Linked DNA regions of Homo sapiens: regions 2 and 3 are each linked to region 1. The links are chromatin loops, found by intact Hi-C in ENCODE. Cell type or tissue: endothelial cell of umbilical vein. All regions are shown on one strand.

Region 1 (8,000 bases):
GTAGAGCGTTGTTCTGGAATAGCCACAGCTTAGTCCTTTGCATAAAGTGGAAGAACCAGTCTGAAAGCTCTGTCTGCAGTGAAAGCCACAGGGCAATGCTTCATCCCCCGTCACAATGTGTTGACAAGGTGGTGTGCATCCATCCTGGCTGCAGAGACAGATGGGCTCTTAGCCAAGAGCATTAGGCGATTCCTGATGACCAGCCAGAGGGAGCCCATGTGGGTGTATTATTAAGTCTGACTTGGTTAGATGAAAGATTGAGAGTCAGGCAAATGATGTGTGCTGAGCAAACCTGAAACCAAAGCCTAGATTGGGAGAAATTTCCACCTTCTCAAAATTACCAAACTCCATCAGTTATGCACTCTACTGGCTACTTCTCCTCATTACAAACTAAAATTTCTCCTAGCTTTAAAAACCAGCCAGAAATCACAACAGAATAACTCTCCCTTCATGTTTTTTTAAGAGATGAGGTCTCTGTTGTCCAGGCTGGAGTGCAGTGGTGTGATCACAGCTCACAGCAGCTTCGAACTCCCAGGCTCAAGAAATCCTACAAGCGCACTCCACCATGCCTGGCTCCTTCATCCTTTCTTGCTACTCCTTCTCCACTGCTGGCAATGAGCAATGAGTTGTCTATACTGCCTCCACATTTTCACCTCTTACTCACATCTCAATCCACCACTCTGGTGTCTTCCCAATACCATTCAGTGAAACAGTTCCCAACTGTTTCATCAGTGACTTCTCAATCACCAGGTTTAACAGACTTATCTCCTTCCATATCTCACTTGACCTCCTTGTGGCATCTACCCAGACATTTCCTTCCTTCTGGAAAATCTTTTACTCCTTGGCTCCTATGACACTACGTTCTTCTTCTACCTGACCCTTAGATGTTGGTGTTACCTGGCTCCAAACTTGGGCACTGCTTTTCTCATTCTACAGTTTCCTGGGCATCCTCCGTTATGGTTTCAGTGACCACTTATATACTGATATCACTCAAAAGTCTACATTCTGTCTTGACCACTTTCTCTAAGCTGTGTATTTAGCTGCCCACTAACTAGCTCTCTGGATGGCCCATGGAAATCTCAACACATCCCAAACCACTCAAGATCTCATCTCTAAACCTGCCCATTCTTCATGGATTTCTGCACCTTGGTGAGTGTCAAAACTAATCATCCTGTTGCTCCAACCAGAAACCAGGGAATCAGTTTCTACTCTTCCTCCTTCCTACCCACCTACCACCCAAAGAATCGGCAAGCTCTGTCTCAGCCCTTGTCTTATCTCTCCTGGGGAGAGAATATCAATGCAGGTCCTGCCCCAAGCCTCTCACCCTCAAGTCTAGTCCCATGCTGGCCACCAAAGTAATGTCTAAACCTGAACTGTGATCGCATCCCTCCATTGTTTACTGCCCTCCCCTGGTTGGCTTCCAACTGACAACCTTTCCCCTCTCATTTCTCTCCTCTTCCCTATATCCACCCCGTGCCCACAGGGAGGCTGGACTGTAGGGGCAAGCAGGCAACAGCTAGGGCTTTGACAGCTAGTCAGAGGGATGTGAGTTTGACATATGAGGATACAGAAATCATTCTACAGCTTCATGAGCAATGCGTGACATCATGGCAGCTGCATACGGTAGGTTCTAGGAGAGAGAGATGTTAGCAGATCATCACAACTGAGGCAAAGAGGACCTAGACTCATCTTCCACAGTGAGAAAAGAGGAAAAAAACGAACCTGTAGGACAGGTGAGTACAGGTCAATACCAAAAAAAAAAAAAAAAAAGAAAAATCATGAGATGCAAGTAGTAAGGAAATGCATTAGTAAAGTAATGTAAAAGCACTGCTAACAAAGTAAACAATCCACAGGAAATCTAGAGACTTTAAAGCCCCATCATAGGAAGCCCAGCACCACAGAACAAGAGCAGGAGTTAAAACACACACACACCATTCTACAAGGCCAGAGAGGGGGGCGGATGGTGGGGAAAACTGTAGCTTCTGTAAAAGGGAGAGAGAACAGACACAAATGAGAACTGTCCGTGTGACAAGGTGAGGGCCACAGAAAGCAGCATTTAGGAGCTATGCCAGCTGACCCCTTAAAGGAGGTGGGTTACAGCATGATTAAAGAAGCAGCATTCGTTCATTGGACAGACTCCAAACGATTCCTTGAATTATTCTACTTACTCCTCACAAAAGAGAGTGTTAGGAAGATTCCTACTCTCAAAATGTCTTTGAAAGCAGCCAGCTAGGGAATTTAGAGTAAAATAGTGGTAAATGAACATGTTCTAGAGCTAATGAACTGTATATGTACATACATCTCCAGAAAGGGATGCTAATTTCAAAAACGTTGTCCAAAAGGTTGCCAGGATTGGAAACAAGTGACCGGCCAGTGCAAGTCCTTTTCACAAACACTGCAGGCCTAGAAAACGCACACAGAGAGAAACATAATCGCTTATGGACTTTGGACTCATGTGGATACAGGTTCGAATCCCGTCTGTGCCACTCAGCAAATGAGAAAACCTCCCATGACTCCGATTAAATAGCTCGCCCTAGGTGGGTCACACTGCATTGTTAAGGGCAGACCTGGGGCAAGAATCCAATAAGGTCGCTGACTCCGGAGCGGTGCTCTTTCCGGCAGCTTGGTGCCCAGCAGAGGGTCCCCTCGCGCCGCCGTCCCCCAGGCCTGGAGCGCCTTTGTCCCCCACTCACCAGAGAGCAGCCGCGGAAGTGGCTGGCTGGGGGTAGCCAGGAGAGGGTCGAGTCAGCGGGAGGTGGGCGTGGGAGCGGGGGGCGCGAGTGGGGAGAACCCCCAGAGTGGCACGGACGGGAGGGGAAGGGGGCGGCCGGGTGGTGATTGGCTGGGCTGCGGCAGGCAGCTCCGGGCCAAGAACAAAAGAGAGCAGGCGGCGGGCGTCCTCCGGAGTAGGCACTCCCGCCCGCCCGGCGCGGGCTTCGGTGCTGGGGGAGGACGCGCCCACCGCCCGCCCGCCAGCCGAGAAGCCGGGCTGGCGCGCTCGGTTTCTCCGCGAAAGCCGGCCGTGTACCTAGGAATTAACCGGCCCGCGCGGGAGGGAAGGGGAGGGGAGCGGGAAGCGGGAAGCGGGGCGGGGGGGGGATGCTGAGCGCGCGCGAGAACAATAATAAGATCGTGTTTGCGGTCGCTGCCCGAGAAGGAATTCGGAGCAGACGCGAGGCCCGGCGCTCGCGCCGCGCCCGGGAGCCCGGGAGGGAGACCGGCAGCGGCGGCATGAGGCAGGCGACGCGGCGCTGGTGAGCAGCGCGCGCGGCGGCGGCGGCGGCGGCGGCGGGGACCTTGGCGCGGCCGGACGCGGGCGAGCGCCGAACGGCCGGGGGCTCCCCTCCCCCGCTGCCGGGCCGTGATTTGCCGGGCCTGCTGCGCCCCCCGCCCACCCCTTGCCTCAGCCGCCGCCTCGCCGCTTCCCCTCGTCGGAGCGGCCGCTCGTCCGCCCGGCTTGAGGCCCGCGGGGAGCGCGGCGCAATTCGTCGGCCCGCGGGGGGGCGGCCTCCCGGCATCTTCGCGGCGACCAAGGACTACCAGGAAGGGGAGCGGCTGGGATGGCGCGTCCGCGGCCCCGCGAGTACAAAGCGGGCGACCTGGTCTTCGCCAAGATGAAGGGCTACCCGCACTGGCCGGCCCGGGTGAGTACCGCGGCCGCGCGCGGGCCCGCCCGCCCACCATTTTCCCCTTCATGATGGCGCGCCCGCCCCCTTTCCCCATCGCCTCAGCCCCGAGCCCGCAGCTCGCGGCCGGCTGTGGTGAGGGCTGAGGGCGGCGCGGCACGAAGAAGACCGGGCCGGGGCTGAGGCAAGGGCTCCCGGCCTCGCCCGCACTCCGCCAGGGCGGCCATCCTTCCGCCCACTTTCGAAGGCGGGTCCGGCCCCCGCAGGCCCGACGCTGCCTTCCTCCTGGAAAGCCGGTGCCGACCGGGAAGCCACGCCGCCGGGCAGCGGGCCTGCGACGGAGGCTTCGGCTCCGGGCAGGGTCATTGGTGGATACCCTGGGTCCCGGGCGAACGTCGGGGCAGGTACGGCAGCGGGGTGAGCGGCTGTCCGCGAGCCGGCGAGTGCCGGCGGGCAGTAAATCCTGGAAAGTGGTAGTGGTCATCCAGAGGCCAGCGGGAGCCTCTTGGCAGTCATTCATCCATCTCTTTGCCTTCTAGACTTGTTGAGTTTTCCCTGAGCGCGATTCCCGGTGCCCCGCCTGCCCTATCATTGTCCTGGGGTACGTGCCTCTCTGGTGCCCATCGTTCTTTTAAACCGACCTCTGATAGCCGAGAGCTTGCAGCCTACCTCTGACTGGTGGGTCCAGCAAGCTTCTTGTGCCTTTCCACCTCCATATTTGTTTTAGGTAGAATCTCAAACCTTATTCTTGGCCTCCTGCTACAGTCCACAATAGCTCTCTCTTCCTACATAACAAGGTTGTCGTTGGGCTCTTTTTCTAGAAAGCGTCTGCATGTAATACATAGCATTCACAATTTTTATTAAGCTCTTTGAGGAAGACACACAACACTGCCATGTGTGCTTTGTGTTTTAGAAGAAATCCTTTTTATTTTTATTTTTGTATGGTTGGCAGTTGATTGCTTGAAATAAGAAATCTTGTGAAAAGGAGGGTCAAGGCATTCTAGAGATTATATTGGTATTCTTTAGGAACGGAAACAGTCATGGAGAAAATTGGCATAAATATAGTGTGAGCTCTAAAATGTTGTATTGTAGTCAAGTGAAGATAGCAAGATCAAGAAAAAAAAATACACCCATTCACAAAAGGAAGTGACATCACGAGTGGCCAGACTGAAATTTAGTGAAGTTGAAGTAATGGATGGACATAATCACTTTTTAAATATTTGGTTTGGCATGATTGTCAAATGGAAAGAACACTAGGCCAGGAATTGGGGGACCTGGTGTCTGGTTCAGGCTCTGTTATGGACTAATCATTTCAACTGTCTGCATATCCATTGCTGCAACTATAAAATCATCTCTAGGATCCTTTCCAACACTAACAACCTCAGATATCAAGAGGAAAAAACAGTCTTATTCAGGTTCCAGTAGACTGAAAATAGCTTCGCATCTGAACTGTAGATTGTCCTTAAGATAAGGCAAAGTTTTTAAGGTAGAATAACTGGTTATTTTTTATGCTGTAATACAGTATTGCTTAGAGAGGCAAGATTTGTGACTTTAGGAGTCCCTGAATATATTTGTGACTTCAGAAAATCCCCGAATCTGTTTGCCAAGTAAGAAATGTATAGCTTTAGGGCCATATGTGTATAAACACAGTCAAAGCCAATTAAAGGTTACCGTTACTAGTTGGTCATTTCCTAGTACCATAATGGCTTTTTAAAATCTTCCCTTTGAAAAATATCTTCTGATAGTCAAAAAGAAAATAGACTTAAAATTTCATTAATATGTTGCCTGTACAGGTTGGCCACCTGTAGTAATTTGTGAAACAGAAAAATCCTACGGAAGTGGTCCTAGTTGTATATCTAATTGTACATAAAATTCCTGGAAGTGATAATTCCAAATAAGGCAAAATGGAAAATAAAATGAGGAAACAAAATTAAGTTTTTAGATAAAATAGGTACAAGAAAGAAAAATCTGTATCTATTCACATTTAACGAGCTCCTCAAGAAACAACCTAAGACTCAAAAAAAGAAGTTTTATTTTCTCGTTAGTGGCATGCTGCAATTTCCAAAGGTAAAGGTTAGAAAAAGATTTGAGTCCCCTTTTTTACAGTGCGTATACTTCACATATGTTTTCATTTTTTTCATCCCAATTCTATGAGGCATTATTCCCATCTTACACCTAGGTATAGCTGTGTAGATGATAATGTTATAAAATGCTAACTGGGAAAAAAAGTCTTGCTTATTGAAGTTTCAAATATTATCACTTGATACGAAGGCCATTCATGTGGGCATTAGATACTGTGGGGCGCCAAGGACTCAAACTTAGGAGGGAAACCAGGAAGAAACAGATTTCAGAGTACATGTTGTAGGAAGGCACTTTGTATTAGAGCTGGTTCATACAGGAATGGAGAAGCAACTTCCTTGCTCTAGGGAAGATGTTTGGTCCTAGGCAGCCCTTTGTGAGGAATGTAGGTCAAGAGGATTCAGAATTCCTACAGGTTGGATTCAGCTCTTGGCTGGGCTTCACACTGTGACCTTGTGCATGTTCTGTAATCTTTCTAAGTTTCTGTTTACTCGTCTGTAAAATAAAGATAATTCTCACCTCACAAATACAGAGTATCTAAAAGCACCAAGTGATGGTACTTGTATGTTCCTACCTTTTTCCTTTTTGAATTTCTAACTTTCCTTTGTATCACTACACTATTTTAAATTATTGTCAACTTTCAACTCAGATTTATTTTTCCAATATTTTATCCTGAAAAATTTCGAATATATAGATAAGTTTAAAAAATTGAACTGTGAAGACCCATTTATCTACACCTAGATTCTACAATTAAATTTCATTCTACTTGCTCTTTCATGCATCTGTTCATATATCCTCCCTCTATCTACATAATAGTTCCTCTTATTTTAATGCATTTCAAGGTAAGTTGCACACATCGCCATAATTTACTCCTAGACACATGCATGCCATTAACCTAGTGGTTAATACTTTGAATGGATCCTTTTCTCTTTTGAGGTAAAATTTACATGGAATGGAATGTACTTACCTTAACTGTACCATTCGGTGAGTTTGACAAATGTATACATTGGTATAATATAAATATAGCTCTCTATATGATATATGTCTGATATATATAAGTATATGTGATACATATATATAATATAAATACATAAATACATTGACATAATACCTACCAAGGTATAGAACAGTGCCTACGAAAGTACTCTCATGCCTCTTTCTGGTAGATTCCTGTCCTCCTCCTTCCTTCTCCCCCATTGTTCAGATGTATTATTCTAACATTAAATAGCAGCTGGCTGTTTCTCATCTAGTATGCCTAATTTTGTGTGGCTTTAAAAATTAGAAGTTCATCTATGTTATGGATTAGCTAGCTTAATGTTAAAAAGTACTGAGGCTAAAACGAGTCTCTGATCGCTTTTGTTTGTGTACCCTGTTGGTAAAATAATTTGAGCATACATCACTAATATATCTAAATTTTCTTTATATATACATGTGCTTTCTGTTACTACTATATACAGCATAAAATAAACACAAAAAGAAACTAAAAGGGATGACATGATGAAAACAATATGTTTTAAAATTTTCATTGCACAATATCGTTAACAGTAATAATACTTATTATTACTTATAGGTTAAGTTCATATTTTTTAAAGTCTTAATTTTTGGAATATTTTCTGCCTGCTTCTTGTGAGATTTGACTAGATGGATGGTCATTGTTCTTAACTTCCGAAGAGATTTTCTAGAATAGAAGTGTCAGCTTAGACATTTACCTTGTTGTTTGCTTGCATCTACATTACTAATATTATTTTTGTGTAGGAATCTTTCTTTTTTTTAGCCACCTGTTCATTTGGTGAGAGCTAGTTCAGTTAGAAGTAGATATTCCATAATCCTGCTCAACCGGGCACACACCAAATGGCAGTAAATCACAGTATACTCAACGTGAATAAACATAACCATCTGAATAAGAATACTATTAATAGTGTCAACTTGCATATAAAATACTAGTAAAATTTACTTTTTAGCTAAAAGAGTAAGAAACTGAAATCAAAATTCTGTTTTCTTCCCATACCCCACCCAAACCTTCCGCTGAGATGTGAGCACTCTGCTTATGTTACCCCCTACTCTAAAAGGTCAGAAAACAATGTAAACGAAAAGCCTCAAAATTATTGTGCTTTAACTAAAGCACTTTTTTACACTTAAAAACTTTATATGAGAATTATCAAATATTGCTAGTAGAGTGTATTGATAGTTACTTAAGAAAACTGACTTAATCTACATATGCTTACCTTGTGACCTAGCAGTCTCTTCTAGGCATATACCCAAGAGAAATGAGTGTTTATATTCACCAAAATACTG
Region 2 (8,000 bases), 460 kb after region 1:
GCATGGTGGTGGGCGCATGTAATCCCAGCTACTCAGGAGGCTGAGGCAGGAGAATTGCTTGAACCAGGGAGGCGGAGATTGTAGTGAGCCAAGATCACGCCATAGCACTCCAGCCTGGGCAACAAGAGTGAAAACTCCGTCTCAAAAAAAACAAACAACCCCAAAATATCAACCTTTCTTCTGTCCCAATACACCTTAAAGATCTGATACAGAGTCCCATTACTAATAGTGCTCCATGGTGACTTCTAATCTGGGAAGAGTGGGAGGGGACACAGAACAATCTGGGGATGGGAAAGATGTATGTGGTTTAGAATGCTCTTCCCAACACTGCAAGAGACCTTTGACATGTTTAATATTTATTATAGTTAGACTATACTTAAGAGAGCCCAAAGATCTTCAAAATGTATATTTTAAATGTTCTGAATCATAAATTTGGTTCATATGCCCTGGAGGCTGGTGAGTGAAAGCCGCCCCCTTGACTACTGAGTAAGCTTAACTGTCAATCCTATATTTATAGCACAACATGAGTATTTGGCTTTCCACTAGTTTCAGGATCTAAGACTTTATGGAATAAATTATATGCTATAAAGGTAATGTCAAATTAGGGACTTAGAAAGATCAAAGGTGATTCCTTTTCAAATGTCAAGTATCTTTAAAAGTCACTTTTAAAAGTGATACAAAGCAACAAAGTATTATAGCTCAGTACCTAACAACAGCCCCTCTTCCCCAAACAACTTTGGCCAAATTTATATATTATCTGTAGGGTGGAAATCAGATAAACAAACTCCTTGTTTGAAATTTCATCCTTTTCTTATAAAGTGATCGATGGCTAGAATTTTCAAACAGTGGGATCCTATGCTCCAGGGATCATTCTATGGTTCGTTATTGGAAACGTTTCTCTGAACGTGTAGAGCACTGATGAACATATAAAATTTTGACACACACAGGCACACGCAAAAGAAATACACGTTCCCAGCCCTTCAAAGAACCTCAAGCCAACTTCCCAAAAAACAACCACATATAACTATCTACCAAGGATTCCTACAGAAGGCATTTTAAACACCATTTACCTATTTATTATAAACTCAGCAGTGGGTATGTTTCTGTACAGTTATCCATTGAAAACTCATCTTAGTTCTGGAAGAGGGAGAAAAGGGAGATGGAATATAGAGGCTGTCACATGCTACTGGCTACTGGCAGGGGAAGGTGAGCAAGAGATGACTGGCCAAGAGAGTGAGAAGAGAAACTGCCTGTGGCTTGTCCATGTCCAAATCTACTAAATTGGTAGTCTTCTCTTCTTAGCCCATGATTCTCTAGCAGCTGGTCTGAACCACTGCCTGAAACCACTAAAAAAAAAAAAGAAAGAAAGAAAAAGAAAAAAAAAAAAAGCAACGAGATAAAAATAATACAAAATAGCTGGGTGCAGTTTTGTAGAGATGGGGTTTTGCCCTGTTGCCCCAGGCTGGTCTCAAACTCCTGAGCGCAAGTGATCCACCCACCTTGTCCTCCCAAAGTGCTGAGATTACAGGTGTGAACCACCACAGCTGGCTGAGAAAAGTTTAAATCTCAAGTTATATATGTGTATTTTTGTAGAGAAGTATCCTAGCTGATTAATAAACTTTCCAAGCATAGAAAAATATCACAGGCCAGGCACAGTGGCTGACGCCTGTAATTCCAACACTTCAGGAGGCCAAGGTGGGAGGATGGCTTGAGCTCAGGAGTTTGAGACCAGTCTGAGCAACACAGAGAGACACTGTCTCTACAAAACATTTTTTTTTTTAATTAGCCAGGGTGGTAGCACACACCTGTGGCCCCAGCTACTCAGGAGGCTGAGGTGGAGGAGCTCTTGAGCTCAGGAGGTCGAGGCTGCCAGTGAGCTGTGATTGCACCACTGCACTCCAGCCTGGGTGACAGTGAGGTCCTGTCTCAAAAAAAACAAGAAAAGAATTAAAAATGGACATCTGTTTGTGTTCTCTGTGCCTGGAATTATACAGCTACTGGAAATACAAGCTACTGTGCTTGTTGTTGCATTTTTAAGTTGATACTTCTGCTTATGTCACAATCACAACAGCAATCATTCCTCTACATAATCTAAAATGTCTTTGAAACATCTGCATAAAGTAGTTCTTAAAAGTTGGTTTCTGTGGGGGCTTCTGAAAGCCCTTCTGGGGGTTAGTGAAGTCAAAACTATTTTCATATGAACAAAAGCTCTTTGGAGTCTTCAATAACTGTTAAGTGGCTCTTGAGACCAACAAGTTTGAAAATTGTTTATATAGGAGCCAGGCACGGTGGCTCACACCTGTAATCCCAGCACTTTGGGAGGCCAAGGTGGGAGGATCACCTGAGGTCAGGAGTTCGAGATCAGCCTGGCCAACATGGTGAGACCCCTGTCTCTACTAAAAATACAAAAATTAGCCGAGCATGGTGGCATGGACCTGTAATCACAGCTACTCGGGAGGCTGAGGCAGGAAAATCGCTTGAACCCAGGAGAGGGAGGCTATTCATGGCTTCCCCACAATGAACATCCGGTTAAATGAGCTCCTCAGTACTTCAGATACCCCCTATGTGATGTGAACAGTTTTTCAGTATTTGCTAATGTATGGTTTTCTGGGCCTCAGGCTCACTTACTTTCTTCACAGGCTTGCCACTTTCCTACAACACATTTCCATTTCATAACATGAGAGAGATGACTGCAATAATGCACAAGACACTTAAGCCACACAAGCACCAAATGTAAGATTACTTAAAACAGCTGAGGTTTGACTGCAGTGCACTCTACAGAATCAGTTTTCTAGGGTGAGCACATAGCTTGCTCAGTGAACCCCAGGCCGCTCTGTGTAAATGTATGTAACAGGCAATGAAAGTTCCTTCTTCACATATTGTTACTACACATCTGTTGCTAAAAGGGAAATGACAGAGCGACGTGACAGACTCATCTCCATCTACAAACTATGGAAGATGTAGATGACTGACACAGTTCTAACTCCTAACACACACGGATTTTGCCTTTCATGGATTTATACTGTATGTAGATGTACATTACCACCCTTTTCACTCCTCCTTGCAACTCCCCGTCAACCTCGTAAAAAAAGACGAATTGTCTAGCAATGCAAAGAAACAGTATGGTGTACAACAAATAATTCCGGGCTAAAAATGAAGAAATCGCGCTTTCACTCTCGGCTCTGTTATTAACAAGCTGTATAACTTTCGGCCTATCTCCCCCATCATGCTTCGGTTTAAGCTAAAAGGAGGGAGATGACCAAGATGGCTTTGCTCTGCTTCTGACACCAAATGACCGCCAGCAGATTCAGGAAGCTTAAGAATTACCAACTCCGTGTGTGTGTGTTCTAAAATTAATGCAACAGGTGTTGCTGCCTCCAGCAGGCGTCACCGATTCAGAATGTCTGGGTTCTCGCAGGCCCTTATGGGACACAGAACAGCACAACCTATGTGAAAACTGTAAACTTTAGTCTGGTGAGTGCATACTTCTCCCTTCCACATTTATACTAACCTCAGCTCCGTGGGCTACGAAGCTCGTTCTTCAAATGAGGTGGAGAAATGTAAGCGCGATGAATGAGGCCCAAGTCGCTGGTGGCGCTGAACCCCCAAAAGATACACACCGCGACAGATGCAACGACCCCTCACCTCTACTCCCGTTCCCAGCCGCATCCTCTGAAACCTGATACGCCTGCCTGCCTACCAGGACGCTGCTGTCACTGGCTCTGCTCGGTGGCCAGAGACAGTACTCACTCCATGCGGCCACCCCTCCAACGTCCCACCTTCCTAGTAAATCCACTCTCTTTCCGGCGGAAAAGCCCTTCTCGTTTCCTGCGCGTGAGAGGAAGTCCCGCCCCACGCACCAGCGTGACATTACTGGAAGCGCCGAGGAGCTTCGCGCAGGCTCAGAATCGCTCAGCTGGTTGACGTTATCCAGGAGAATCGCGTTGGACTCAGGGAAGACCTGCACAGGATCCGGTTGTTGCTGGGTCCGAGGGCTGTAGGGAGTGGAGAAAGGGCCGGGAATCGTTAAGCGGGGTCTGGGAGAACGACTTGCAGATTCACATTTCCTCCGCCCGCGGATGTCCTCCGGGGAATTGAGGCTTCCTTCCTCAGCTGCCCTTGTTTCTCTCTTTGCTCCCGCTGCCCCTTGTTCTATTTCGTTTCTTACTATTTATGTAGTCTCATTGCTTGCGGTTATAATGGCCACCACTTTATTGAGCATTCACTGTACAAGCATCTCGCAGCAGGCGCTCATAAGCGTCTGGCAATTCTTGGCCACTGCTGGAAGCCCAATCATTCTTTTACCATGGAAGGGATTTGAGAGCCTACATAATCCTGTACTCTAATAGCCACATGGTACTCTTGGGGCTAGGAAGATAAAGTAGAAATTGAAATTGCTGTTGTATTAGTTTTCTGAAGCTGCCATAACCAAGTACCTCACACTGGATAGCTTAAAACAACAGATATATTTTCTCGCTTTCTGGAGTCTGGAAGTCAGAAATCAAGATGTCAGTGGGGTCTTGCTTCTTCTGAGACTCTGGATAGAATCCTTCCTGCCTCTTCCTAGCTTCTAGTGGGAGCCAGCAATCATTGGTGTACTTTCGCTTGTAGCTGCATTACTCCATTCTCTTCCTCTGTTATCAAATGGTATACTCCCTGTGTGTCTCTGTCTCTGTGTGTTTTATAAGGACACCAGTCCTGTTAGGTAAAAGGCTCACCTTACTCCAGTATGACCTGATCATGACTAATCACATCTGCAATGACACTCTTTCCAAATAAGGTCACATTTTGAGGTTCCAGGAAGGACATGAATTTTGGGGGCGACACTAACCAACCCAGTACAGCTGTTAAAGTTCTCAAGAAGTAGACAAACGAAGAGTTGACAAATAAATGTAGTACAAGTGGATTCAAATTTAGTTCAGTTTTATCTGAGTGTTCATAGACATTCGGAGTATCCCTTTAAAGGATGGGTAGGGGCCGGGCGTGGTGGCTCACGCCTGTAGTCCCAGCCCCTTGGGAGGCCGAGGTGGGCGGATCAGCTGAGGTCAGGAGTTTGAGCCCAGCCTGGCCAACATGGCGAGACTCCGCCTCTACTAAAAATACAAAAATTAGCCGGGCGTGGTGACAGGTGCCTGTAGTTCCAGCTACTTGGGAGGCTGAGGCAGGAGAATCGCTTGATCACAGGAGGTGGAGGTTGCAGTGAGCTGAGATGGCACCGTTGCACTCCAACCTGGGTGACGAGCGAAAATCCATCTCAAAAAAAAAAAAAATTAGTTACGAAAGATTCTCTCTACTTCTATCTTTTGAAAGAGACTATAGATAATTTGCATAATTTCTTCCTTAAATGTTTCATAGAATTCACCAGTTAGACCATCTGGACCTGGTACTTTCTGTTTCTGAAAGTTATCAATTATTGATTCCATTTAAAAAATAGATATAGGCCTATTCAGATTGTTTCTTCTTGTGTGAGTTTTGCCAGATCGTATCTTTCAAGAAATTGGTCCATTTCATTTAGGCTATCAAATTTATGAGCGTAGAGTTTTTTTCTTGTTTTTGTTTTTGGGCATAGAGTTTTTATCACCCTTTTAATCTTCATGGGATCTGTAGTGATGTTCCCCTCTTTCATTTCTAATATTAGTAATTTATGCCTTCTCAATTGTTTTTATAGTTAGATTACTAGAAGTGTTTTGCTTTTATTGCTCTTTTTCAAGAACAAGCTTTTTGGTTTCAATGATTTTCTCTATTTTCTGTTTTAAATTTCATTGATTTCTGCTCTAATTTTTATTATTTGTTTTCTTCTACTTACTTTGTATTTAATTAACTCTTCTTTTTCTGTTTTCCTAAGGTGAAAGCTAAAATTGATTTTAGATCTTTCATTTTTTCTAATATATGCATTCAATGGTGTTAATTTCCCTCTAATCACTGTTTTAACTGCTTCCCACAAATTTTGATTATATTTTCACTTTCATTTAATTCAAAATATTTTTAAATTTCTCTTGAAATTTCTTCTTTGGCTCATATGTAAATTAGAAGTATATTGTTTAATCTCCAAATATTTTGGGATTTCTAGGTTATTTTTCCATTATTGATTTCTAGTTAAATTCCATTGTTGTCTGAGAGCAGGCATTGTATAATTTCTATTCTCCTAAGTGGGTTAAAGTGTATTTTATGGCCCAAAATGTAGTCTCTCCTAGTGAATGTTCCCTATGAGCTTAAGAAAAATGTGTATTTTGCTGTTGTTAAATGAAGTCGTCTACAGATGTCAATATTATTCAGTTGATTGATGGTGTTGTTGAGTTCAACTGTGTCTTTACTGATTTTCTTTGTGCTGGATCTGTTTATTTCTGATAGCAATATGTTGAAATCTCCAACTATGACAATGGATTCATCTGTTTTTCTTTGCAGTTCTATCAGTTTTTACCTCACATATTTTGATATTATGTTGCTAGTCACATACACTTTAAGGACTGTTATGTCTTCTTGGAGAAATAACTTCTTAATCATTACATAATGCTTCTCTTTATCCCTGATAACTCTTTTTTTTTTTTTTTTTGACAGTGTCTTACTCTATTGCTCAGGCTGGAATGCAGTGGTGCAATCACAGCTCATGGCTCATTACAGCCTTGACTTCTGGGGTCTGGTGATCCCCCTACCTCAGCCTCCCGAGTAGCTGGCACCACAGGCATGCGCCACCATGCTCGGCTAATTTTTGTATTTTTGTTAGAGATGGGGTTTTACCATGTTGCCCAGGCTGGTCTTGAACTCCTGAGCTCAAGTGACTCACCTGCCTTGTCTTCCCAAAGTGCTGAGATTACAGGCCTGACCCACTGTGGCCGGCCTATCCCTGATAACTTTTCCTTCATTGAATTCTGCTCTGTCTGAAATTAATATAGCTATTCCTGCTTTCTTTCTCTCTCTCTCTCTCTCTCCCCGCCCCCCTTCTTTCTTTTTTGAGACGGAGTCTCGCTCTGTCACCCAGGCTGGAGTGCAGTGGCACGATCTGGCTCACTGCAAGCTCCGCCTCCCAGGTTCACGCCATTCTCCTGCCTCAGCCTCCCGAGCAGCTGGGACTACAGGCGCCTGCCACCACGCCCGGCTAATTTTTTGTATTTTGTTTAGCAGAGACGGGGTTTCACTGTGTTAGCCAGGATGGTCTCGATCTCCTGACCTCGTGATCTGCCCGCCTCGGCCTCCCAAAGTGCTGGGATTACAGGCGTGAGCCACCATGCCCGGCCTCTTTCTTTTATTTATTTATTTATTTATTTTACTTGACATGGACTGCCTGAACATCCCACTGCTTTCTTTTGATTAGTGTTAACATGGTATATCTTTCTCTTTTTTACACATTTCCTCTTAATCTGTATTTGTCTTTAAAGTGTGTTATTTTGTTCACAATGTATAGTTGGATCTTGTTTTTTTTTTTAATTTACTCTGACAATCTTTGTCTTTTAGGTGCATTTAAACCACTGATATTCAACGTGATTATTATTATTCTTTTTTGAGACAGTGTCTCACTCCCATTGCCCAGGCTGGAGTGCAATGACATGATCTTGGCTCCCTGTACCCTTGACTTCCTGGGCTCAGGTGATTTCTGCCACCTCAGCCTCCCAAATAGCTGGGACTACAGGCACACTAAGCCCCACTAATTTTTTGTATTTATTTAGTAGAGACAGGGTTTTGCCATGTGGTCCAGGCTGGTCTCAAACTCCTGGGCTCAAGTGATACACTTGCCTTAGCCTCCCAAAGTGCTGAGATTACAGGCATGAGCCACCATGTCCGGCCTCACAGTGATATAGTTGAATTAATATCTATCATATTTGTTACTGTTTTCTATTTGTTGCCCTTGTTCTTTTTTTTTTTTTTGAGATGGAGTCTAGCTCTGACGCCCAGACTGCAGGCAGTGACATGATCTTGGCTCACTGCAACCGCCACCTCCTGGGTTCAAGCAATTCTCCTGTCTCAGCCTCCTGAATAGCTGGGATTACAGGCACGCACCACCA
Region 3 (8,000 bases), 80 kb before region 1:
GAAAAATCTCTTCACTTGACCCAGCGTTTGTGGATTGAAGGTCTGTGTCAGGAGGTTCTCTCCTAATCCTCCATCACCAATGTCATCTAAAAATGCAAATAATGAACAAAGACTGTTATGACAGAGAACAGTTGGTATGTCACTTATCCTTCCTTCATCCAGAATAATCTTCCAGTAAAACTGAAGGTAAGTTTCTATATCAGTTGAGAAGCTTTCTCTTAAAAATAAAAAAAAAAAATCTCAAACTGGCTTAAGTGACAAAAGTGATTTAATTTTTCACAGATCCATGAAGCCCAAAGGCTTCAGGCGTGAATCAGAGCTCCAGCTGAATTTCTCTACAATTCTCTGAGCTCTCATCTCCACATGTCAGCTCTATTCCCAGCCCGATTTCCCTTTATTATTCACAAGATGCCAGGAACAACAGGGATTACATGTTATCCTTCTTCACCCCCTATGGGAAAAAAAGAACTCGGCATTTCATGCCCATCAAACAAAAGTTCTGAGTTTTAAGCTGATTGGACGACCTGGAACCAATTCCTGTGCCCAGGAAAATACCTTGGTGCTGATTGGTTTAGGCATGGGTCACCTGAGCCAATCACCTCTGGGACTGGGGTTGATTACCCAGAGAACATAGCTGCTACACTGCGGAGAAGGAATGAAAGGAAGGGTGAAGAGGCCAGTCACACATCATACTGCCTGCTATAATCTTTTTTCATGCACAGCCTGGATTGCTAATTAATTTTTTTATTCAATATCAGACATAAACTCTATAAAGGGGAATCTGTTTTCTATAAAATTTCTAAGTCAGACATTTAAAGTGGTTTTACTTTTTCAAAAACAACAAAATGGGTAACTCAAATTTTTTTTGCAGAGTTCTCTCTTCCCTTAAGAATATACAAAAATTATCCCCCTAAAAATGTTTTTACCATTTGATATCAGTGAGTGAGAATGATTCAAAATTTGTCCTATAGCCCATCTTCCCTAACCCTTTTATCCTCAGTTTCCGAAAGCAATATGACCTAACCAAATATATCCTCCTTCACCTTGGATAATGGATCATTAAATCTGCAGAAGACACCATGTTCCAAGGCATAATGAACTTTAAAAGTTTTCTGATATATGTTCACCAGCCTCCCAAAACCCATCCAAGCAGGACCTGTCCTGTCCTCATGAAACTCGCCCCAAATTCACCAACTCAATCTGTAAAGTGCCTAGTTTAAGGGATTTTCACCAACTAAGTATTTCTTCCACATGTGTAGTACTAAATCAGGGATGTCCAATCTTTTGGCTTCCCTGGACCACATTGGAAGAAGAATTGTCTTGGGCCACACATCAAATACACTAACACTAATGATAGCTGATGAGCAAAAACCAAAACAAAACAAAAAACAAAAAAACTCGTAATGTTTTAAGAAAGTTTAAGAATTTAAACTTTGAATGTTGGGCTGCATTCAAAGCTCTCCTGGACCACATGTGGCCCACAGAACTTAGATTGGACAAGCTTATTACTAAACAAAGTGTCCAGGGATAAGTTAACCTGTGGTATTTTCTTCCCACTGCCTTGGTGATGAAAGAATGAGTTGTCTGGAAGGCAAGCCATTGCCTTCTTGTGACTGTTGCTGACTGTTTAAAGGCCATGGACAACAGCCTAAATGAGAAGCTAACTTCACACACCCCAGACATACCAAAACAATGGTAGCCAAACTTTCAATATTTGCTCCAAGCATTCCACTTGAAAAAATCATTATAAGCCTTCGTCTGTTTCAGAAATGAGAATTTTCTGGTTGCAGAAGATGCCACTGAGGCTCACAAGTTGCATCACTGGCAGCCACATTCAGGCAAGCAGTAATTACGAATCAGGCCTGGGTTTGTTTTCACTTTGGAATTTACTATTGTATTTATCACTTCCTCGCTGACACCAACTCCCACCACCCCCTTGAGATCTGGCAATCTTTGGCAAAACCCAAAATGCCAGGCACAGTGCATTCGCCTCTGTGTAGCACGACCTGCAGGGTATTTTGCTCCCTTCAACCCCAGGCCTTGTGTGAGAAATTGAGGAACAGGAACAATCTTTTGCCACCAAAACCCTGGGCCACATTTGGGATGGCCTCATGTCCTCTCCCTCAAAAGGGAGCAGCCCTGGAGCTGAAGAGGGGAAATTGTGACACCTGTGCCAGGTTTGTGGTAGGCCAGCCTGTCCCCCAGCAGACAGCTGCGTGGGGGGGCCAGTTTGGCCCAAGTGCTGCTTAGTCAGGCTCTAACACCGAGCCAAGCTGCAGATGTGCCCAGACCTGCCGCCACCAGGTGTATGTCTCTGGGCCGGGAGGTGACGGCACAAATGTGACTCTTGCCTCCTGCTGTTTCCTGACACCTCAGAGGAATGTGGAGGACTCAGGAGAGGACACCACAGAAGGCCGACAGGGCCACTGCTCTCTGCCCACCCTGCTATTTCAAAAGGCCTGCCCTGACCCTTTGGCCCTCACCCTGTCTTTCTGCCAACAGCCCCAGGGCTGGCTCCTCCTCCAGGCCACTGGTGGGCTCAAGTGAGAGGCGGCTACCTCCTTAGGCAGATTACCTGCTTGCCTGACCTGCTGTAGTATCATGATGTTCCCACTGTTAGTGCCCAAACCTCTACAGCTAAAAGGTGCTTTTTTTTCTAATACGATTTCCATGATTAAAAATATTCTTTAAAATTTTTTTCAAGCTCATCTGTCCCCACTGGGGAAAAACTGCTTGTGAGATTTAGTTTCCTAAGAAGAGGCTATTCTGTATTTAACAGAATTATTTATTGACAACCAGAGGGGGTCTTCTAGGGTGTAAATATTAGAAAGGTTTACCTGCCCATTTGCGGACTTCAGATCCAACACAAAAGGTTGTGTCTAATCTCAGTGTGTTTTTCGAGAATTCCATTTAAAACTTAGGGAAGTTATAAGCTGTTCTCCATCAGGAGTGATGTTCACACTACAAATATTTATTGCACGTCTATTATGTGCTACAATCCCAGGCCTCAAGAAGACATCACTATATAGCAGAGTGTGGAAATGAATAGCACATTGGCCAGATTCAGCTCGCAAACATTTTCTTTGACTCATACTGTATTTATCAAAAATTTGAATTGGTTGCCAACTTTTAAACATCAGAACATTTACAGTTTCTCTTGAAAACGCAAGAAATCTGGCAAAACTGAGCCCACATTCCTGGCTGATGACAAGTAGAGTTAACTACTGCCCACTTCAGACAGGCACTGGCTCTGGGTTCACATGGCCCCCCACCTCCCCACTTCCCCCTGACTCAGCCTGCCCAGCCCCTCAGCATTTGTCATTGATTCTCAGGATGGAGAGTGACAACACATTCACTCTGGGAAATGCCTCAGTCAGAGACACAGCAACCTAATCAAGCCCTGCATCTCAGAAGAGCTGATTCTTACCTCCTTATCATCAGGTCACAAAGATTTCATTATTTTGTATCTTCTCAATCTTTCCAATTTTAATAAAGTTTCTTTTAGTACTTGATAATGTAAAGTTAGGGAAGACAATCTGTTTTTATCACTTGCCAAGACAAAGAACTTGCCACAAAAGAAAATGGCAAGGTTGAAACATAGAAGCAAAACGTGAGGACTTTGCAAGAGCAGGATGGGCTCTCAGAGATGCTCTCATTTGCCAGATGAAAAAGGTGAGGTCTAGAGGAGGGAAAGGCCATACCAGACCCCACTGGTAACCAGCAGGAAAACAGGAAGATGGTCTGGGTAGTCTTTACCCAGCCAGTACCACACTCCTGTCTACAGGCACAGGTGGTTTCTCTGTTCCTGTTTCTACTTAACATTTCCAGGGAATGGCAGAGAAGCCCATCAGACCTGAGAAATAAATTTGAGGACTGATGTCAGAGGTCACATGGTACTATCAGGTACATGATTTAAAATGAAACTGCAAAAGATTAATTAGTAATTTTTATCTCGACCTACTGATTCCCTATATGTCGGTCCAAATTGTCACATTTGAAAAAAATGTATCTGTCGATCCCAACAGTACATGTTGGAAGAGGCAGCTTGTTTTCATGTTTTCAAATTATGTACTGCCAGAATCCTTCTTGTGTTTGTAGCCAGGAATAGAGTTACACAGTTGATTCTGATATTTGTTGCTAGCAGAAAGTTTTACTAAAACACATATAATTTAGTTGCAATTAATATAAAGATAATGACCAAAACTTTCAATTGGACAGATTAAAGTTATTGAAGTGGGCCACCGCCTGGGACATAGACATTGTGGTGTATTTATAATAGGCATAGGTGGCATTCAGTAATATTGTCATCAAGGATCTCTCTTGGTTACAATATTATTGTAGGTAACAAATTTAAGTTAATCCAGAAATTGGTTTTAGATGCAGCAGAAAGGAAAGGGGGAGAGGGTTTGCAGAACAGAGACTATTTTATTTAGTCCTACCAATCTGGCCTGAGACAGGCTTTCATATCTGCTTTTATAGAGAAGAAAAGAGGGGCCAAGAAGGCTGACTTCCTCAGCCAGTTTCCAGTTGCTAGGAATGAGCTATCCCTGGGTCACTATGACTGCAAAACCAGAGGTTTATCTGCTACCGTATCTCATAGCACAGAAGCCACTAAGATGAGTAACCACCAAAGGAATTAAGACAAGCACACATCACAACTAGGCTACACAATGCTACTGGCACGATGAAAGAGGCAGAAAAAAGTGCCTGGGGGTCACAACAGGGCAAAAGCACATCGAGTGGAGGCTTGGTGGATCAGGGAAGGTTTCTGAGATGTGGTGACATTCCAGAAAGTCCTTCAAAGATGCACTGTGTTACAACAAACAGAGAAGGAGGTGTTAGAAGAAAGGCCTCAATACGGGGGCACGGAGGAATGAGAGGTAAGCAGTTTAGATGCGGAATGAATCTAGCAAAGCTACATCAAGAAGTTAGCCACGTGAAAAAAAAAAAAAAGAATCTCCTCCCACGGCAAGGTCCATCACGTGAGGCCAGGAGACTTCAAGCCTACAAGGAAAGGCGCCACACATCAGGCCCAGGACACTCACCTGTGTGTCCACCCCAGGAGAGGCAGAAGGACCCGCTGGACCCCAGGACGCCAGGACGCCCAGACACCCACACATTCTTCCTCGTACACCTTGTTCCCTCCTTTCCCTTCTCTTCCCTTCAGAAGCCTTCCACCTGCCTGTGCCTTCCATAGCCACAACCAGGCACACTCTGGGTGGCTGAGGGCAACTCACTTCATCTTCCTTTTCCTCTCAGAGAGGGAAGGAAGAGCTTTGTTTCCTTTTCAAGGATCCCCACCAGCAGCAAGGCAGGTGGAAGAAACTGAGGGAAGAGGAAGCAGGACCCCCGCCGCCCCCCCAGTCTAGCCTTTACAGACTCCTTTTAAGGAGCTGAAGAGGTTGGGAGAGGCTTGCCCTGCCCCGGGGCAGCAGAAACCCGGGCGCTGCTGCAGCAGCTGTGGGCGATCTCCGTCAGCTCCTGGGCTCCAGGATCCTGCGGCCTCAGCCCCTCCGCGTCTACTCTCGGGGCCACCACCTCCAGTTGGCTTCTCCAGGGCACTTCATTTCATTCCGTCCCTAGCATCCAATAAGACGCGAAAAACTTAATCCCATTTTACAACTGAAGCCACTGAGGCCCAGAGAGCAAAGCCATTTGTCCTGGGAAAGTGGTCAAGCTGGGACTTTGACTCTTCAGACCACCCAAGGGAAGGGGTGTGTGTGTGTGTGTGTGTGTGTGTGCGTGTGCGGTGGGGGGCGCTTGTTTTGAGTTCTTAAGAAAACCTCCTGGCGACCCCCTTCTTCCACATCCCAAGACGCTCGTCCCGCACTTTCTCGGGAATGAGGTTTCTGCAGGCGAGGGCGGCGCTGCCTTCTTCCTCCGCGGCAGTGAGACCCCGAGGGCGCCCCAGGGTAGGAGGGGAGGCCGAATCATCTCCTGAGAAGAGCGCCAGAGAACTTCAGAGCGTTTCGCCCTTCCCCGGGAGAGGCAAACACCGACACGTCTGTGTCTTTTACCAACAAGTGCCTTCAAGCCCGGCGGGGGCAGACACCTCCGCGCCGGCCGCCGGCGAGGTCTCCGCGGTCTGCGGGGGCCACGGCCTCGCCTCAGCTGCGCTGATTTAGGGCGTTATCCGGTCCCGGGGCGGGAGGCGGCCTCCCGGGCGGCGAAGCAGCGCCCGCGGCGTGGGGCGACCGCGCGGTGGGCGGAGGGGCAGGGGGAGGGGCGGAGAGGCGTCCCCGGGGCGCAGGGGGCGGGCGTGCGGGCACACGCGGTGCGCGGCGGGGGCGGCCATCGTGCTGCGCAGCCTGGGCGCTTGGGGAGCCGCCCACTTCGCCGGGTCGCGCCCCGACGGCCGGAGCGTGGATGCGGCGGCGCCCGCCGAGCCGGGGCGGACGCGGGGCGGCCCGGGCCCGGGAGACGCGCCGGCAGCCCCGGCACCGCAGCGGTCGCAGGATGGCCGAGGTAAGCGCGGCGCCCTCCGCGGGCGCGGGGATTCTCTGTGCGCGGAGCAGGCGGCCCGGGACGCCGCTGGGCTCCGGCTCCCGTGGGTACCCGAGGGCCACCTCCCGAGGGCCAGCTGGCTACCTGCGCGGCAGCGCGGCCCCGAGGCGCGGCGGGAGGGACCGTGGTCTCCGGCCGGGAGGCGGCGGCGGGGGGGTTGGGGCTCTGGGACCCGTCCCTGCCCGACGTCCCGGAGCTGGCAAACGGTCTCCGCGCCGGATCTGCGGGCGCGTCGGAGGTGCCGGCGGGCCAGCCTGTGGAAATCGGCGGCGGCACTCGGCGGGTACCCTACACGCCACTCTCTGCCGCCCGCACCCCAGGCTTCAGCCCAGGACGTTAGGACTTGCTGTTTCCACCTGTGGGGGTCGACCCCTTCTTTTTTTTTTTTTCTTTTACCTCAGAATTTGTGAAACAGCTGATATTTCACACTGGCCGTCTTTCTCTCCGGGGATTGTTTCTCTGGAGAACGGGGCGCGCGGCAGCCTCCGGTCACTGAGGAGAACTGCGGAGACGGGCGGGCGGCCGTGAGGAGGCTCCCGTCCACTGCGGGACAAATCTTTTGTAGAGCAACAACAACAACAAAAAACAAAACAAACCCACAAGAACAAAAAACCCACGACTGAAAGTCGCTATTTAGACAGGTCCGGTCCGAAAGCTTCCGGGACACAGACCGAGCGTTGACCGTGTGCGGGGCAGATTTGACCAGCTTCACTGCGGACCCTGGAGTCCTTGTCGCGGCTCCGCGCGAGGTGGCCCGTCTTTCAGAAAGCGCTGGGACGGGGCTAAGGCGCTTGGGCTCTGGGCTGGAAGCCGGGCCGAGCCGCGTCCGCCGCTCCGAGGTTTTCCTGGAGTGACAGGAAGTGGGCCTGGGCTGCGGAGCCCGCGGCTGCGCCTGCCGCTTCCTTCAGGGGTTTGCATGGGAAGCGCCGGGACGGGAAGCCCCCGGCCCCCGACTTCGAGCTCCCTTAACAGTCCCGCCCAGCCTGGCCTTGGGACCTGCGAGCGCGTGGCTCGCCCGTCTCGGGAGCGCCCCGTCGGTTCCGTGCTGGGAGCCGGGCGGCGGCGGCGAGGCTGGGGGCCGCGGGCGGAGAAGGAGGAGGCCGCTGCGGGGTCTCCCGCTGCTCCTCCGGAGCCGCCGCCCAGACCCGGAGCCCCGCCGCCGCCTGGCTTTGCCGGAGTTCCTCGGGATTTGTCAGCCAGATGTGACAAGATTGTGGCGAGGCGAGTGAAGGAGATCTGATATTAATCAGCGCGTAGCTCCGAGCCAAACTTTCACAAATGCGGTGTAGAAACATGTTCTTCTCATTTAAGGCATCTCTTTGTGGCTGCGGGGCTGCCACCGCTCCGAGTCTGACAGTTAAGTGGAATGCCATCTCCCAGCCTTAATTGTGTGAGTGAAGTTGTGTGTGGTTGGGGGGCGGGGGGCATCAGACGCTCGGGGGTTCGGTAACGTCCCCTGGTTTTATGGCTGTGCTCGCCTCAGTCCTCTGAAGGCC

What was found. Peaks named below come from ENCODE experiments on the same cell type or tissue, not always from the same donor. Only the 100,000 strongest peaks of a DNase experiment are listed, where the experiment ranks them.
Region 2: it touches region 1 in a loop (4-fold over the local background); 2 of 110 quality-filtered maps call a loop at or near these places.
Region 3: it touches region 1 in a loop (4-fold over the local background); 3 of 110 quality-filtered maps call a loop at or near these places.

Annotation. Positions count from the first base shown.
Region 1 is chr15:83,202,975-83,210,974 of GRCh38, reverse strand. It overlaps HDGFL3 (HDGF like 3), which reads left to right and starts at 3,152. Exons shown (of 6, transcript NM_016073.4): 1 at 3,152-3,644. The coding sequence starts at 3,561. RefSeq lists an enhancer at 2,241-2,854 and silencers at 2,715-3,054, 3,445-3,894. In endothelial cell of umbilical vein, no CTCF peak of the experiment used is centred here; DNase peaks (open chromatin) are centred at 2,674 and 4,894; H3K4me3 peaks cover 3,080 bases; H3K27ac peaks cover 3,496 bases.
Region 2 is chr15:82,746,360-82,754,359 of GRCh38, reverse strand. SNHG21 (small nucleolar RNA host gene 21) reads right to left here and starts at 3,796. Exons shown (of 3, transcript NR_110098.1): 1 at 3,512-3,796. RefSeq lists enhancers at 3,623-3,692, 3,983-4,112. In endothelial cell of umbilical vein, no CTCF peak of the experiment used is centred here; a DNase peak (open chromatin) is centred at 3,879; H3K4me3 peaks cover 1,788 bases; H3K27ac peaks cover 1,176 bases.
Region 3 is chr15:83,282,995-83,290,994 of GRCh38, reverse strand. BNC1 (basonuclin zinc finger protein 1) reads left to right here and starts at 6,331. Exons shown (of 5, transcript NM_001717.4): 1 at 6,331-6,465. The coding sequence starts at 6,367. BNC1-AS1 (BNC1 antisense RNA 1) reads right to left here and starts at 6,983. Exons shown (of 3, transcript XR_932542.3): 1 at 6,901-6,983. RefSeq lists enhancers at 5,170-5,670, 6,440-6,940. In endothelial cell of umbilical vein, no CTCF peak of the experiment used is centred here; DNase peaks (open chromatin) are centred at 3,234 and 7,404; H3K4me3 peaks cover 2,375 bases; H3K27ac peaks cover 3,617 bases.